2 separate regions of the Mus musculus genome follow, and region 1 is linked to region 2. The links are chromatin loops, found by intact Hi-C in ENCODE. Cell type or tissue: heart. All regions are shown on one strand.

The links. A loop is a pair of places that touch in the nucleus more often than their neighbours do. Peaks named below come from ENCODE experiments on the same cell type or tissue, not always from the same donor. Only the 100,000 strongest peaks of a DNase experiment are listed, where the experiment ranks them.
Region 1: a loop joins it to region 2, with 20 times the contacts of the local background. A loop is called at or near these places in 5 of 42 quality-filtered maps.

What each region holds. Positions count from the first base shown.
Region 1 is chr8:25,166,625-25,174,624 of GRCm38, forward strand. It overlaps Tacc1 (transforming, acidic coiled-coil containing protein 1), which reads right to left. Exons shown (of 13, transcript NM_177089.5): 6 at 4,648-4,700; 7 at 2,573-2,698; 8 at 891-967; 9 at 738-781. Among named protein-coding and RNA genes, the nearest start is that of Mir8108, 11 kb to the left of the region's middle. In heart, a CTCF peak has its summit at 4,969 (motif pointing left); a DNase peak (open chromatin) is centred at 4,887.
Region 2 is chr8:24,818,932-24,826,931 of GRCm38, forward strand. It overlaps Adam5 (a disintegrin and metallopeptidase domain 5), which reads right to left and starts at 5,438. Exons shown (of 21, transcript NM_007401.3): 1 at 5,009-5,438. The coding sequence starts at 5,063. In heart, a CTCF peak has its summit at 4,681 (motif pointing right); no DNase peak of the experiment used is centred here; H3K4me3 peaks cover 1,105 bases; H3K27ac peaks cover 596 bases.

The DNA.
Region 1 (8,000 bases), 350 kb after region 2:
CTTTCCTTTCCTTTCCTTTCTGTTTCTTTTTTATTTTTTTTTTAAAGACAGGTTTCTCTATGTAGCCTTAGCTAGCCTGGAACTTGTTATGTAGACCAGACTGGCCTTGTACTCACAGAGATCGCCCTGTCTCTGCCTCCAGAGAGTGGGGCTTGAAATGACAAATGTTTAAGGAAATGCAAAGGCTGGCTGTATGTAATAGCTTAAGCACCGGCCACTGTCTTCATGTACAAATTAGCACAGTGGGTCCCCACCGTTCCCCAGACTGTGTACAAGTGTGACGTGCTGCTTTTAACAAGCCAGAGAGGGTCTGGAGAGATGGCTGAGAAGTGCAGAGCATGCAGTGCTTTTGTGGAGCACCCAGGCGCAGCTCCTACTACCCACGTTAGGCAGTTCTCCACCAAACAAGTCCTCATGTGGGTTCCATGGCACCCGGCTCAAAGGATCTCATGCAGGTACAGAGTTAAAAATAAAGTTCGAAACAAATCAAATATCTCTAAACGCAAGTGAGGAAAGTAAGTCTCTAGACAGCTAGCTCTCTCCTCCAGGAATGGTGCAGGAGGAACGGCCCTTCCAGGCACAGAATCTGCCAGGACACAGACTCCAAAATGGTAAGAAACAAGTGTTTGTCTATTGTTACAGCACTCTGAGCAGACTCATGGCTAATGCTCAAAAAATAACAACCACAAAAAACAAACAAACAAACAAACAAAACAAAATACCACCTTCCTCCTTACCAATCATTTGGGCAATGGTCTTTTCATATTCTGCCACAATTTTCCTAAGTAAGAAAAAAAAAAGAAATGTATTATAGCTGTAATACTAAAACTTGTTTTGTTATCAGCACCAGTCTAACCTTATCCCCAAGCCCCACCCCGCACCAGTCTAACCTCATCTCCAGAACTTCTTCCCGGGTCTCTTCGTATTTCTTCTTCCATTCATTTGCTTCGATCTCTTTAGTGATTATCTAGATTACAATAAAGCTTTGTTTTACCTCTTCAATCTACTGGAAACTGATAAATAACACATGATCCAGTCTGGCACAGGATAGTCAATTAACATTTAGGAATGCAGCGCCTCTCAGCGTTTGTACACAGTGTTCATACGCTTCGAGGAAAGCCCACTCTCAGCGACACAGGATGCTGTGATGAAGCCACCACCAGCTCCTCCATTCCAGTGGTACTCAAAACTTCTTTGAATTTTTTCTGTCTTTATTCTGAGTGAGAATAAACCCAAAGCGTTAAACTTGTGATCCTCCTGCCTCAGCCACCCTAGTGCTGGGTTCACACTCACCACCACGTGTACAGACGTACACAATCTTTTTCTATTGTGATTTCTCAGTGCTTGATAAGAACTGAATTATGATAAAGGGGCTGGGGTGCACCCCACTGTGTGACTATCAGTACATGCAATTCCTGCTACTCTGACCAGAAGTCTCCTTCATATCTTCATACCAGAAATCTCCTCTCCATGTCTCAGTTCTGCTCGTCCTGCACAGGGATGGAAAGGACGCCCAGTGCTCTCCCCTCACCATCCTCCCTAAGTGCTCCCCTCACCATCCTCCCTAAGTGCTCCCTTCTTCCCAACCAGTCCATCTTCTACATCTGTGCTTATACTAAGGATCTCAAGAATAGAAAGATGAGCCAGGCGTGGTGGCGCACGCCTTTAATCCCAGCACTTGGGAGGCAGAGGCAGGAGGATTTCTGAGTTTGAGGCCAGCCTGGTCTACACAGTGAGTTCCAGGACAGCCAGGGCTATACAGAGAAACCCTGTCTCGATCCCCCACCCCACGCCCCCCCACCCCAAAAAAGACTAGAGATGGTGCTGGAGGAATGGCTCCGAGGTTAGGACAACTGGCTGCTCTTGCAAAGGACCCACATGGCAGCTCACAACTGCCTTAACTCCAGCTTCGGGATCGGATGCTCCCTCTGATGTCTGTGGGCACTAGACATATACAAAAAGCAAAAACAAATCTTTAGAAAACAAAAAGAACCTAGAGGCTTCCTTGTGTGCTTCAGCTGACTAGACACAGCTTTCCTTGGGATTATTATGCATCAACTCATAGCTTAACTCTTGGGAGAAAGACACAGCAACTCTTCTCACCAACAAGACTCTGTCTCCTGAGCATAGCTCCCAAGTACTGACCACTGGACTACCTGGCATCCCCAGTCACTGGAGCAACATACGGGACCTTAAACTCCAAACACAAATGCCAAAGACAGCACAGAAGTATGGCAGACGAGGAAGGCACCATCCACTTAGAGCAGAGGTTCTTCAGGACCTCAGAACAGAAACTGGGACGCTGACATTCTTAGAGGGTGTGTGAATTCCTGTTGCTAAACGCCCACAATTCTTAGGCATGGGCATATGTGGCAAAGCAGGGGGCAGAGAAATGCACGGGTCTTACAAATACCACAGCACGTCAGCTCGCTGAACACCAGCACCATTGCGGAAGTCTACGGGAGCCCTTTATGTGAGTCACACAGGCCACAGAGAACGGGAACCTCCAGGCTGAGGAGAGGCAAGTCAACAGAGACGGTACCTTCTACAGACTGAGAAAGAACAACTTTACCTCTTCTCTGATCAACGTGAGCACGGCAGTCTTGTCTGCTTCGCTGAGGCAGATCCCATCCAGGGGGCTCTCACCCCCACAGGCCACAGACACGGGGGCCTTTTCTGAAGAGGACTCCAGCAGTCCCTGCGGGACAGGGGTTGTATTTAACATGGTCACTCTCCAGCTACTTAACTCCAAACGGCCCTCACCGAAGGTGAGTAACATCCTCACCCAAAAAAGATCAAACCTTTCAAAAATGTACTTGTAGAAGAAACCGGAAAACCTTAAATAAGCAATCTAGTTACAGTATTTGCTAATGAAAACTATTCTACTGACTCCTGGGGTGAGCCTCTGTTGGAGGAACAGACAAATCCCTTAGGGGGGCTTTCTTCTTATGGGAAGGAAGGATGTACTTGTCAAGTGGTCTGTTACCAGACAATCCCAGACGTGGAGGAAGCATGCTCCAATGCCTCACTTTTCTGGTGTTTTCTGGGGATGTGTTCTATGAAATATTTTTTTTTCAAGAACATTGATCACCCTTCCATTCATATTAGATGCCTTGTGTGGATCTGTTCAACTATTTTGGCAATGATTCTAATATGCATTACAAACTTCCATGCCTAAATAAGCAAACATGGCAAATCTATCTGATCTTTGGTGGGCAGTGGTGATCCACACTTTTAATCCCAGCACTCAGAAAGCAAAGGCAGGAGGATCTCTTGAGTTTACAGCCAGCCGGGTCTACAGAGCAAGGTCTAGGATAGCCAGGGCTACACAGATCAACTCTGTCTCAAAAAAGATAAAAAGGAAAAAGGAAAACTCTTCATAGCAATGTGGGCCTCAATAGGCATATGTATGTATACACATGTACACATATACACACACAAAAAGAAGACAAAAAAATAATAACCGGCCATTGCTCTTAAAAACTGTTTAAGGTCAGCCAGGCATGGTAGCCCATGCCTTTAACTCCAGGATTGGGAGGCAGAGAAAGGAGGATCTCTGAGTTCAAGGCCAGCTTGGTCTACACAGTGACAGGGCTCACAGAGAAACCCTGTGTCAAGTGAAAAACGAACTGTTGAGGTCTCTGCAGACAGAGGCTGAGGAACCATCATGGAGGAAGGAAGAGTAAGGGCCTGAGCTGGAGCTGGTACCAGAAAAGGGAGATGGCTCTCTGGGAGGGTTCAGCCTTGCTGGAAATGGTGTGTCACTAGGGGAAGGCTTGAGACTTCAAGAGTCTCCTGACATCCTCAGTGAACTCTCTGTTTCCAGTTTGTGAGCTCCAGCTACCTGCTACCTGCTGCCTGCTACCTGCGCTCTGCTCCACCCTCATGGACAGTATCTCACCACCTATGTTCCACTATCCTGCACTCCCCAAATGAGCCCCTTCCCCCCCCCGCCCTGTTTGTGGTGTTCAATCACAGTGATGGAAAAGTAACTAAAATATTTGCTCTGGAATCTTGGACAGCCTTAAACTTGGGGCCATTCTTCCCACCTCAGCCTCCCAAGAACTGGACTGCAAGGTGTGAGCTACCATTACAATTCTGACTTTAATAGCAAGCTAACCCAACATATCCAAAATGTTATTTTATTAGGAGACAATATAAGAAGTTACTGGAACACTTAAGTAAATATTCCCTGTTTGCATACCAAGTCCTCAAAGGCTGGACGTATTTCACATTATACTAGGCATCTATCTCGATTAGGAGTAGCAGTTCAAGTTGTTGGTAGTCACATGGGCTAGCGGTTGTTGGAAAGAACATCAGGCACCAACAGTGAGTTCCGTGGATGAAGAAACACAGAGATGCATGTGTGAGTGGGCATGTGTACCACGGCGTGCACACAGAGGTCAGAAGACAGCTGTGGAGTTCATCCGCTCCTTCCACCTTTATTTGGGTTTTGGGGACTGAGCTCTGGAGGCCAGGCAGGGGCAGCTGGCGCTTTGCCTGCAGCGTCATCTAGGCAGCCATATATGTCTTCCCCTCCTCATCGCCTAATATTAACTAGAATTTATTTATCAAATGACTGTGGGCTCCCAAACACCAAAAGAAACCCAGGTTACCCCCACCCCCTCTCCACGCTTGAGAACTTACATGCACAGCCAGTTCCTCTTTCTCCATCTTCTGGCATGTCTCCTTTTCTATGCCTGAAACATAGAAAGTCACTTTTATACTTAGTCCAAGGAGTGGGTTCCTTCATTCTTGGTGAAGGCTGGGCAACTCCAGCACAGGCCCAGACGTCCCAACGCAGAACCTCAAGCTATCCTAGGAGGTGGCATGGCATTCTCGATTTGAACTCCTGTTTGCTGTTAAAAGTCCACAGAGGCAAGCTTGCAAAGAGCTGGCTGGCCCTGGCTGGCCATGAGCTGTCCACCCGCAGGCAGGAGGAATGGCCAGTCTGCCCTCTTGTGTCCATTGGAAGTTTAGCATATGAGCGTTACCGAACCTGGCCGATTTCAGAAAAGTAGAAACTAATGCTGAGTCCTCCTGCTAAGAGAACATTTTAATTCTGCCTCAGGAGGACACCAAAACCAACTTCCTTATTGCCTTCACACCTTTCTAACTGGTTTCCTTGGGTGGGAGTGCAGGGTGTGTGTGTGTGTGTGTGTGTGTGTGTGTGTGTGTGTGACATGGCTGGAAATGACACTATATTAATGAAGAAAAAAAGTCTTTAAAAAGCACATAAAAAACTAACTAACTAAAGCTAAACACCTCCTTGCTGCAGTATGTAAGCATTACCCCAGTCAGTATTTACTGAAAACACTGTCGAGTGCCACAGGATTCCTTTACGTCTGTTTTACTTGAAACCACAGTCTGCTGTAACCCCTTCCTCTGCGCAGGCTGTCTGTCTCAGACATCAGATGCAGCACAGAAATGAACACAGTGGGAACTGAGGTGGGCGCAGGGAAGAGGCTGCAGGGAGTGGCCCGCTCAGGGAGTGACTTTATACCTGCTTTCCTGGGTTAGCAGCAGGTCATGAGTTTTCACACATTAAACTGTTACCTACAAAGAGTCAAATCTTTTTTTGTTTGTTTGGTTTTTGGTTTTTTCGAGACAGGGTTTCTCTGTATAGCCCTGGCTATCCTGGAACTCACTCTGTAGACCAGGCTGGCCTCGAACTCAGAAATCCGCCTGCCTTTGACTCCCAAGTGCTGGGGTTAAAGGCGCGTGCTACCACCACCCAGGGAGTCAAATCTTTAATACTGTTTTCGGTCTAGCTCAGAGTTCTAAACTTTCAGTGAGCAAAGTTTAAGAGCACTCATGTGGCATGGGACCTAAAGATGGTCTTTCTTCCGGAGTGATGTAAGTGCCCTACGGTACGAGGCCCTGGGCCAGGTTAGTCTCGGCTCTTGGCTAGCATGTGAAGATTTCACAGGTACTGGTCAGTCACTGACCGCAGCAGCCTGACACAGGAGCTGGGATGAGGGTGTGGGCTCCCGCTGAGACAGGACTGGCCATGTTGAGGGTTTTGGAGAAATATGGAAGGCCATGGGAAAGTGGCTGAACACTTATGTACAGGGTTGAAAGGCCACTCTAGTCAGAGCCTGGAAAACAAGTATTGAGAGCAATGAAGACTCTACAGGGAGGCCCAGCTCACAAGGCTTCAGATGGAACAAATACAGCAGCTGGCCTAGAGACCACGCTTGTAACAGTTTAAGCAAGGAACATGGCTGCTTTCACCCTTGTTGTGAAAATCTTCCTGAGGCTAACTGACATGCTCTGGATTAGTTTCACTGGCAGAGAAGATTTCAGGACAGCCTAATATTGATTATGCCATGTGGTCATTAGTGACCCCTCTTATGCAGATCTATGTTAATAAGAGAAAAGTGCAGCAAAAAGGAATACAAAATGTATAGTTTGGGGAGAAAAGGGACACCCAGGAAACTGAACGCTGGAGCTGCGGTTTGCGCTAAATGAGATATGGAGAAATGGAACAAAGGCTCTTTTACCCTGAGACCCTCTGGATAATCCTGCAGCTTGTGAAGAGAAAAAAGCCTAAGGCTGCTGCTATCTGCTTCTGAAAGGCATCCGTAAATCAAAGCTTATGCTGATGCAGTTCATTCAAGGAGGGGGCCAGGTGCCACTGCAAGCAAGCGACAGAATTTGGCATCAACGGCCACAGGGTTCTGGCTTTGGCATCATGGAGAATACAGGATAAAGGGGCTGTGTAATCGTCCTCAGGGGTTAATAAGGAAAGCCACTGAGGCCAGCTGTGTGGCAGAGGGATCCCTGCGTGGAGGCCCTGAGGGGCCACCACAAGGAACTGTGAAAGTGAAGCCTGGGTTGACCTGCAGAGGCCTTGGCTGGGTGTGTCCTATCTGCAGGGGAGAGCGCAGACAAGGAGGGGAACCACCCAAGAAGTGTGTTGCAAGGGAAGAGCTATCAGAACCCGCTGGCAATGGGACACAGGGCTACAGACTAGAGTTTGCTATTTCCCCCTCACGCTATCTTCCTCCCTTGTGGAACAGTAATGTATATTATGTGCACTGTATTTTCCAAATATGTGGTTGGCTTTTTTGATTTCACAGTGAGTTACAATGAAGAGATTGCCTTGAGTCTCAGAAGACACGTGGGACTTGAAACAGTCTTGAGACTGAAAGGCTACCGGCCTTTTGAAGTTGAACTAGATGTATTTCTGTACTGTGGCATGGCTACAAGCCTTTGGGGGCCAGAGAGAAGGGGGAAGGTCAGTGAGAATGGCTCCTGTGGCTGGTATATTTAAATACCTGCTTCCCAGCTGGTAGGACTGTTTGGGAAGGGTTAAGAAGTGTGGCCTTGCTGGAGGAGGCGTGTCCCTGGGTTTTGACTTTCCCTGAAGTTTCAGAAATCCAGCCATTCCTAATTAGTTCCCTCTCTCCCAGCCTGTGTGTGGTAGCTATCGACAAACAAACTCTCAGCTACTTTTCCAGGGCCGTGCCTGCTGCCATTCTCCCCACCACGGCATGACGGTCATGGGGAACCATGACCTGCCCCCTCAAATATAAAAGGAAAATGCTTTTTTTTTTTTTAATAAGTTGTCTTGGGTGTGGTATTATTGTCATGGCAGCAGTGGCTAAGACACTGGGCGTGATGGTATAAGCTCAAAGCACCAAGACCAAGACCTAACCCAAAAGACCCAAGACCAAACCATATTCTTTTCTATTTGGCCTTTGTTTTAGAAGACTCTTGTGCTTTGTAAAATTTAATTGGATGAGGTCATGAGACTTCACTGACAGAGGTAGGAGGATGCTGAACTTCAGGCCACGCTGGGCTATACAGCAAGTCAGACTCAACAAAACCAAGAGAGGGTTGGGGATATGCCCAGGTGGCAGAGTGCTTGCCTGGCATACACAATAGCCCCTGGGTTCCAATCCCAGCAGTGCAGAGACGCAAACACTCAACAAAAAGAACCTTAGGTAAGACAAATTTGTGATTCTCACTTCTTGCTACACATAAATCTTGCAAAA
Region 2 (8,000 bases):
ATTAAATTGTTGCTAATTCACCCTCCTCTCCTTCCCTCTTCTCTCTTTTCTTCCTCCTCTCAGCTACACAGCTAAACTACTCAAATACCAAACGCCAGGGTTGTAAAAGGCTTAGGAACATATAGACTCATGCTGAAAGAATGATGATTATTAAGGAAGGGGAAGTCCGTTTTCTCCAATGGGCTGACAACCCTAGGTATATCAGGCACATTCCGGGAAGCCCCCAGCCCAGGAGAAGTTGGCCAGTAAAGGAACTTCATTTTTTTTTTCTGTGTGCTTTCTTTGTTTTACTTTGGTACTTTTTATCTTATTAAGTTTTTTTTCCTTTTATTTTGCTTTGTTTTGCTTTGGTTTTGAGGTTTTTGTTTAAGGCAAGAGAAAGACTATGAAGTTGAGTGGGGGGAGCACCTGGGAGAGCCATCTTGGTTCCCGGATTCCTCAGAGACTAGTCTGCACAGATGAGAGTGTGGACTACAGAAGCTAACAGCTTCTGGGACAGTCAGAAGCCACACAGCTTCTGGGGCAGACCCCATTTCGGGCTCCAGACATCCAGGTACCTTCCCTGCCAGAGGAGAAGTGTCCACCCTGCCCAGGAGGGCTTTGCCAGAGAACCTGAGGGAGCCATCTCTGGTCCGGGATCTCTCAGAGACTAGTCTGTGTAGGTGAGAGTGCCGACTACAGAAGCTACACAGCTTCTGGAACAGGCCCTGTTTCGGGCCTTCATTTTCTGCCAGGAGGCAGGTCCGAAAGCCAGATATCTGTGTACCTTCCCTGCAAGAGGAGAGCTTGCCTACAGAGAGTACTCTGACCACTGAAACTCAGGAGAGAACTAGTCTCCCAGGTCTGCTGATAGATGCTAACAGAATCATGGGAGGAACAAGCTCTAACCAGAGACAACTATAACAACTAACTCCAGCGATTACCAGATGGCTAAAGGCAAATGTAAGAATCTTACTAACAGAAACCAAGACCACTCACCATCATCAGAACCCAGCACTCCCACCTCAGCCAGTCCTGGATACCCCAACACACCCGAAAAGCTAGACCCAGATTTAAAAGCATATCTCATGATGATGGTACAGGACATCAAGAAGGACTTTAATAACTCACTTAAAGAAATACTGGAGAACACTGCTAAAGAGGTACAAGTCCTTAAAGAAAAACAGGAAAACACAACCAAACAGATGATGGAATTGCACAAAACCATACAAGACCTAAAAAGGGAAGTAGAAACAATAAAGAAAACCCAAAATGAGACAACGCTGGAGATAGAAACCCTAGGAAAGAAATCTGGAAACATAGATTCGAGCATCAACAACAGAATGCAAGACATGGAAGAGAGAATTTCAGGTGCAGAAGATTCCATAGAGAACATGGGCACAAAAATCAAAGAAAATGCAAAAATGCAAAAAGATCCTAACTCAAAACATCCAGGAAATCCAGGACACAATGAGAAGACCAAACCTATCATAATAGGAGTAGATGAGAATAAAGATTTTCAACTTAAAGGGCCAGCAAGTATCTTCAACAAAATTATAGAAGAGAACTTCCCAAACCTAAAGAAAGAGATGCCCAGGAACATACAAGAAGCCTACAGAACTCCAAATAGACTGGACCAGAAAAGAAATTCCTCCCAACACATAATAATCGGAACAACAAATGCACTAAATAAAGATAGAATATTAAAAGCAGTAAGGGAAAAAGGTCAAGTAACATATAAAGGCAGGCCTATTAGAATTACACAAGATTTTTCACCAGGGACTATGAAAGCCAGAAGATCCTGGACAGATGTTATACAGACACTAAGAGAACACAAATGCCAGCCCAGGCTACTATACCCAGCCAAACTTTCAATTACCATAGATGGAGAAACCAAAGTATTCCATGACAAAACCAAATTCACACATATCTTTCCACGAATCCAGCCCTTCAAAGGATAATAACAGAAAAAAAAAAAAAAAACAAGGACAGAAACCATGTCCTAGAAAAAGCAAGAAAGTAATCCTTCAACAAACCTAAAATAAGACAGCCACAAGAACAGAATGCCAACTCTAAAAACAAAAATAATAGAAAGCAACAATTACTTTTCCTTACTATCTCTTAATATCATTGGACTCAATTCTCCAATAAAAAGACATACACTAACAGACTGGATACACAAACAAGATCCAACATTTTGCTGCTTACAGGAAACCCATCTCAGGGAAAAAGACAGATGCTACCTGTCTACTACTCTGAGGAGAGTGAAAGGCTGGAAAACAATTTTCCAAGCAAATGGTCTGAAGAAACAAATTGGAGTAGCCATTCTAATATCAAATAAAATCGACTTCCAACCCAAAGTTATCAAAAAAAGACAAGGAGGGGCACTTCATACTCATCAAAGGGAAAATCTTCCAAGAGGAACTATCAATTCTGAATATCTATGCTCCAAATGCAAGGGCAGCCACATTCATTAAAGAAATTTTAGTAAAGCTCAAAGCACACATTGCACCTCACACAATAATAGTGAGAGACTTCAACACACCACTTTCATCAATGGACAGATCATGGAAACAGAAACTAAACAGGGAAACAGTGAAACTAACAGAAGTTATGAAACAAATGAATTTAACATATCTCTACAGAACATTTTATCCTAAAACAAAGGGATATACCTTCTTCACAGCACCTCATGGTACCTCCTCCAAAATTGACCATATAATTGGTCACAAAACAAGCCTCAACAGATACAAAAATATTGAAATTGTCCCATGCATCCTATCAGATCACCATGGACTAAGGCTGATCTTCAATAACAAAATAAATAATAGAAAGCCAACATTCACGTGGAAACTAAACAACACTCTACTCAATGATACCTTGGTCAAGGAAGGAATAAAGAAAGAAATTAAAGACTTTTTAGAGTTTAATGAAAATGAAGCCACAACATACCCAAACTTATGGGACACAATGAAAGCATTTCTAAGAAGAAAACTCATAGCTCTGAGTACCTCCAAAAAGAAACTAGAGAGAGCACACACTAGCAGCTTGACAACACACCTAAATGCTCTAGAACAAAAGGAAGCAAATTCACCCAAGAGGAGTAGATGGTAGGAAATAATCAAACTCAGGGGCAATTCAACCAAGTGGAAACAAGAAGAACTATTCAAAGAATCAACCAATAGAGGAGCTGGTTCTTTGAGAAAATCAACAAGATAGATAAACCCTTAGCCACACTCACTAGAGGGCACAGGGACAGCATCCTAATTAACAAAATCAGAAATGAAAAGGGAGACATAACAACAGATCCTGAAGAAATCCAAAACACAATCAGATCCTTTTACAAAAAGTTATACTCAACAAAACTGGAGAACCTGGATGAAATGGACAAATTTCTAGACAGATACCAGGTACCAAAGTTAAATCAAGATCAGGTTAATGATCTAAACAGTCCTATATCCCCTAAAGAAACAGAAGCAATCATTAATAGTCTCCCAACCAAAACAAGCCCAGACCACATGGGTTTAGTGCAGAGTTCTATCAGACCTTCAAAGAAAATCTAATTCTAGTTCTTCACAAACTATTCCACAAAATGGAAGCAGCTTATTTATAATAGCTAGAAGCTGGAAAGAACCCAGATACCCCTCAACAGAGGAATGGGTACAGAAAATGCGGTACATTTACACGATGGAGTACTACTCAGCTATTAAAAAGAATGAATTTATGAAATTCCTAGGCAAATGGATGGACCTGGAGGGCATCATCCTGAGTGAGGTAACCCAATCACAAAAGAATTCACATGATATGTACTCACTGATAAGTGGATATTAGCCCAGAAACTTAGAATACCCAAGATACAAGATACAATTTGCAAAACACATGAAATTCAAGAAGAATGAAGACCAAAGTGTGGACACTTTGCCCCTTCTTAGAATTGGGAACAAATCACCCATGGACAAAGACAAAGTTTGGAGCTGAGATGAAAGGATGGACCATCTAGAGACTTCCATACCCGGGGATCCATCCCATAATCAGCCTCTAAATGCTGACACCATTGCATACACCAGCAAGGTTTTGCTGAAAGGACCCTGATATAGCTGTCTCTTGTGAGGCTATGCCAGGGCCTGGCAAACACAGAAGTGGATGCTCACAGTCAGCTATTGGATGAAACACAGGGCCCCTAATGGAGGAGCTAGAGAAAGTACCCAAGGAGCTAAAGTGGTCTGGAACCCTATAGGTGGAACAACAATATGAACTAACCAGTACCCCTCTAGCTGCATATGTATCAAAAGATGGCCTAGTCAGCCATCATTGGGAAGAGATTCCCCTTGATCTTGCAAGCTTTATAAGCCTCAATATGGGGGAACGACAGGGCCAAGAAGTGAGAGTGGGTGGGTAGGGGAGTGGGGTAGGGGGGAGAGTCTGGGGGACCTTTGAGATAGCATTTAAAATGTAAATGAAGAAAATATCTAATTAAAAAAAAGAATAGTATTTATTCACTGTTTTTAAAGTCATTTTTCTGTAGTTCTACAATATGTGAAATTATAAGCAATGCAAACAAGAGCAAGACTTCAATTTAAAAAAAGAAGAAGTTGAGTGGGTAGGGCGGTATTGAGGATCTGAGGGAGGGGAAAGAATATGAAAAAAAATAATAATTAAAAATTTTAAAAGAAATTAGTCGAGAAAGACTCTAGAGGGCAGCAGTTGCCAAGCCAGGAATTTAAACGGAAAACAAAGCAAAACAAAAAAACAAAAACCAAAACAAACAAAAAAGTCAGTTTCTTTGTAGTGATGAATTGAGTCAAGACTACCATTTACATACATGGTAACAGAATTGGGAGCCCGGATACCATTCGTTGTTATCTAAGTTACAGATAAGAAAGCATTCCCACTCCGGGAATGCTTTGCAGCCAAAAGGGAGCAAAAGGAAAGCAAAGCTAATTCAGTGAGCAGGGGGCTGCAGACTTCGCCTCTGCCCCTCAAAAGCCAGAAGCTAGAAGCCTGTAGCAGCTTTGATCTCTGTACTCACTCTGGCCTGCCTGCAGCCCTTTAAGATGCAAAAAGAGCAAAAGAAGGAGGAACATGGCTCCCTTGGTGGTCTTGGAGCTTTGCTGCGGAGCAACAGGCTGGGCGGGGCGGGCGTTGTGTCCAGTAACGGAAGCTCTGGGCCCTGAACCTGCAGGGTTGTCGCTAGGGAAACCAGAGCAGAAAGGGCTGGAGAACGAGATAGATGCATAGATTCAGGTACCAACCATCCTGCTAACTGTAAAAAGGAAGGTGGATGCCTGCAGGTTTACTCTTCAGGCTAGGAAGAGCTGGTAAGGATTTTCTTTGTATCATTTATCATGTCTTTTAAAAAAAATTTACACATCACTGAGGAAAAGATATCCGAAAATATTCAGGTTACTGACGGCAGCCACGCATCTTCCAGGATACTTCGGCGTACTGTCCCCAGAATTGAGAACAATAAAATGTTGCTAACATGGCTGATCGTTTTTCATAGCTGCATACACGACACCCCCTAAAACACTCGTTGGTCAAGCACAGACTTTCAAAACATTTTCTGCGAGATCATATTGTCACCCTCTAATTCTGCAGCCCTGCGTTTCTCCTTGTATTGGTCTTTTAAAGGTGTGGATATATAAGCTGAAGTAATTACAAGAGCCAGGAAAACGGAAAACAGCCATGGAGAGAGGAGGGGAGGAGCCCCAGAGAGCGGGATGGTGGGACATAGTTGCTATGAGAGGGTGAGGCAAGAAACTTAACTGAGAAAAGGAGGCAAAAGGAAAGATAAATAACATTAAGAATATTTTCAAAAATCTCTTTCTGATTTAAGGCTTTATTATTTTTTGGTGGCCCATTAAAGGTGTAGTAGAGCAGAAAATAGAGAACTCAAGACAGAACTTAAGTTCCATAGAGGTTCAAAGGAGAAAGAAATGGCAGTAAGAGTTCCAGAATGGAAAACATACACTTTAATTGGAAATTATCGCTACAGTATTTTGAATATATTGATTAGGATATTGAAAGTGGACTGGCCAGGGTTCTGATAGTGGAAGAAACACCCTAACAATCAACTTAAAAAGAGAAAAGGTCTCTGTCTCTCTCTGTCTCTCTCTCTCTCTCTCTCTCTCTCTCTCTCTCTCTCTCTCTCTCTCTCTCTGGTTTCTCTCTCTGGTTTCTCTCTCTGGTTTCTCTCTCTCTGGTTTCTCTCTCTCTGGTTTCTCTCTCTCTGGTTTCTCTCCCTGGTTTCTCTCTCTCTGGTTTCTCTCTCTCTGGTTTCTCTCTCTCTGGTTTCTCTCTCTCTGGTTTCTCTCTCTCTGGTCTCTCTCTCTCTCTGGTCTCTCTCTCTCTCTCTCTCTCTCTCTCTCTCTCTCTCTCTCTCTCTCTCGTTTTGGAGATTCTCTCCTATGGAGGCTTGCAGTGTTGTTTTGGGCCACCATGGTAGAAAGTTAGTGGGAGCAGGAAGCAGAGGGAAAGGCAGGGCAGTGTTAGAGTTTCATCATCTCCTTTAAGAGTATGGCTCAATGGTCTCAGTCTTTCCATGAGTTGTGCAGTCTGGGCACTAATATTTATCTCATGAACGTAGCGGACGCTCATGCAATCTGAAGTAGGGAGGAGGGTGGAGTAGAACTTACTCTATGTGTTACCCTGTAGCCCTTTCACGAGCTTGAAGTTCCTTTCTCCTCTATTGTCTTTTGCACTTAGCAGCTCAACCTGGACCACATGTTAATATACAAAATAAAGTAATGAGCTATTGATGTGTCATAGGAAAAAGAAAAAGAATATTTTTAAAGCTACAGGAGACATTTTATATACTAACTTAAAAATACATATCATATATGCATATTTAGATTTTTTTCTATTTTTAGTGGAGTTATATCACAGTGAGTGATAATGCTTTCCTCAAGAGATACAGACAATCTACCAAAAATCCTAATATCATGCAATGGAGAATCCTTTGCAGTTTTTGGTCAAGTGGGCCCAAGCCCTTGGTTGCCTTACAGGATTTGAAGACAGAATCCTATTGCTGAAAACACCACACTGTGAACACAAGGCCTTGTTGGATAAAAGTAGATCTGCCCTGGAAGCTCCTCCTTGGGGCTGGGGTCTCACAGTATCTGACAGTGTTCTGCAAGCTCCCAAAGGGGTAGAGCAACCACGATGACCAGCATGGCAAGACAGCCCTCAAGTTCAAGTGTGGCACTTTTATATCAACAGCTGTCTAGTAGGAAGACTTAAGGCCCGTTCAATAGGAAGGAATTCTAGCTTGGTAAATTTGGTATAGACCTAGCTAAGTAGCCACGGCTGAAGAGACTATAGACAGTAGAGTAGAAGAACCTGTACTACAATTCTCTTAAACCAATATAATTTCTAAGTGCATCTAGATACTCATCTGCATACTCACGGGTAAGTAAAGCTCACATCCCTTATCAAAGAAGCTCCTTTTTGCAAAGAGATGGAGACTATGATAGGAATCCACTGCCCAGCCCAGGTTGGCTATTCAAGGGACAGCATGACATGGTTCCCACCCCTGAACAGAGCCATCAGAGCATGCATGGGCCTATACAGGTGTCAATGGTTGCTGAGGGCATAATGCTTGTTTGTATAATAATGTGCATATTTTCATGTTCCGCCTTCAGGGAATGCTTCTGCTGTTAAGATTAAAGACTCCCGAGCCGGGCGTGGTGGCACACGCCTTTAATCCCAGCACTCGGGAGGCAGGGGCAGGCGGATTTCTGAGTTCGAGGCCAGCCTGGTCTACAAAGTGAGTTCCAGGACAGCCAGGGCTATACAGAGAAACCCTGTCTCGAAAAAAAAAAAAAAAAAAAAAAGATTAAAGACTCCATGATAAGCAAGAGACAGGTGAGGGTGCCTCTAGGTTCTTAGCAAAAAAAAATGGAAAACACTAAGGCCTTCAGGACAGCTCTTAAGGCTGTGGGAAAGAACTCTGAAAACATGTGTTCAAAAATAATATAATTTCTCAACTATGCAAAATATAAGGATGCAATATAGATGATATA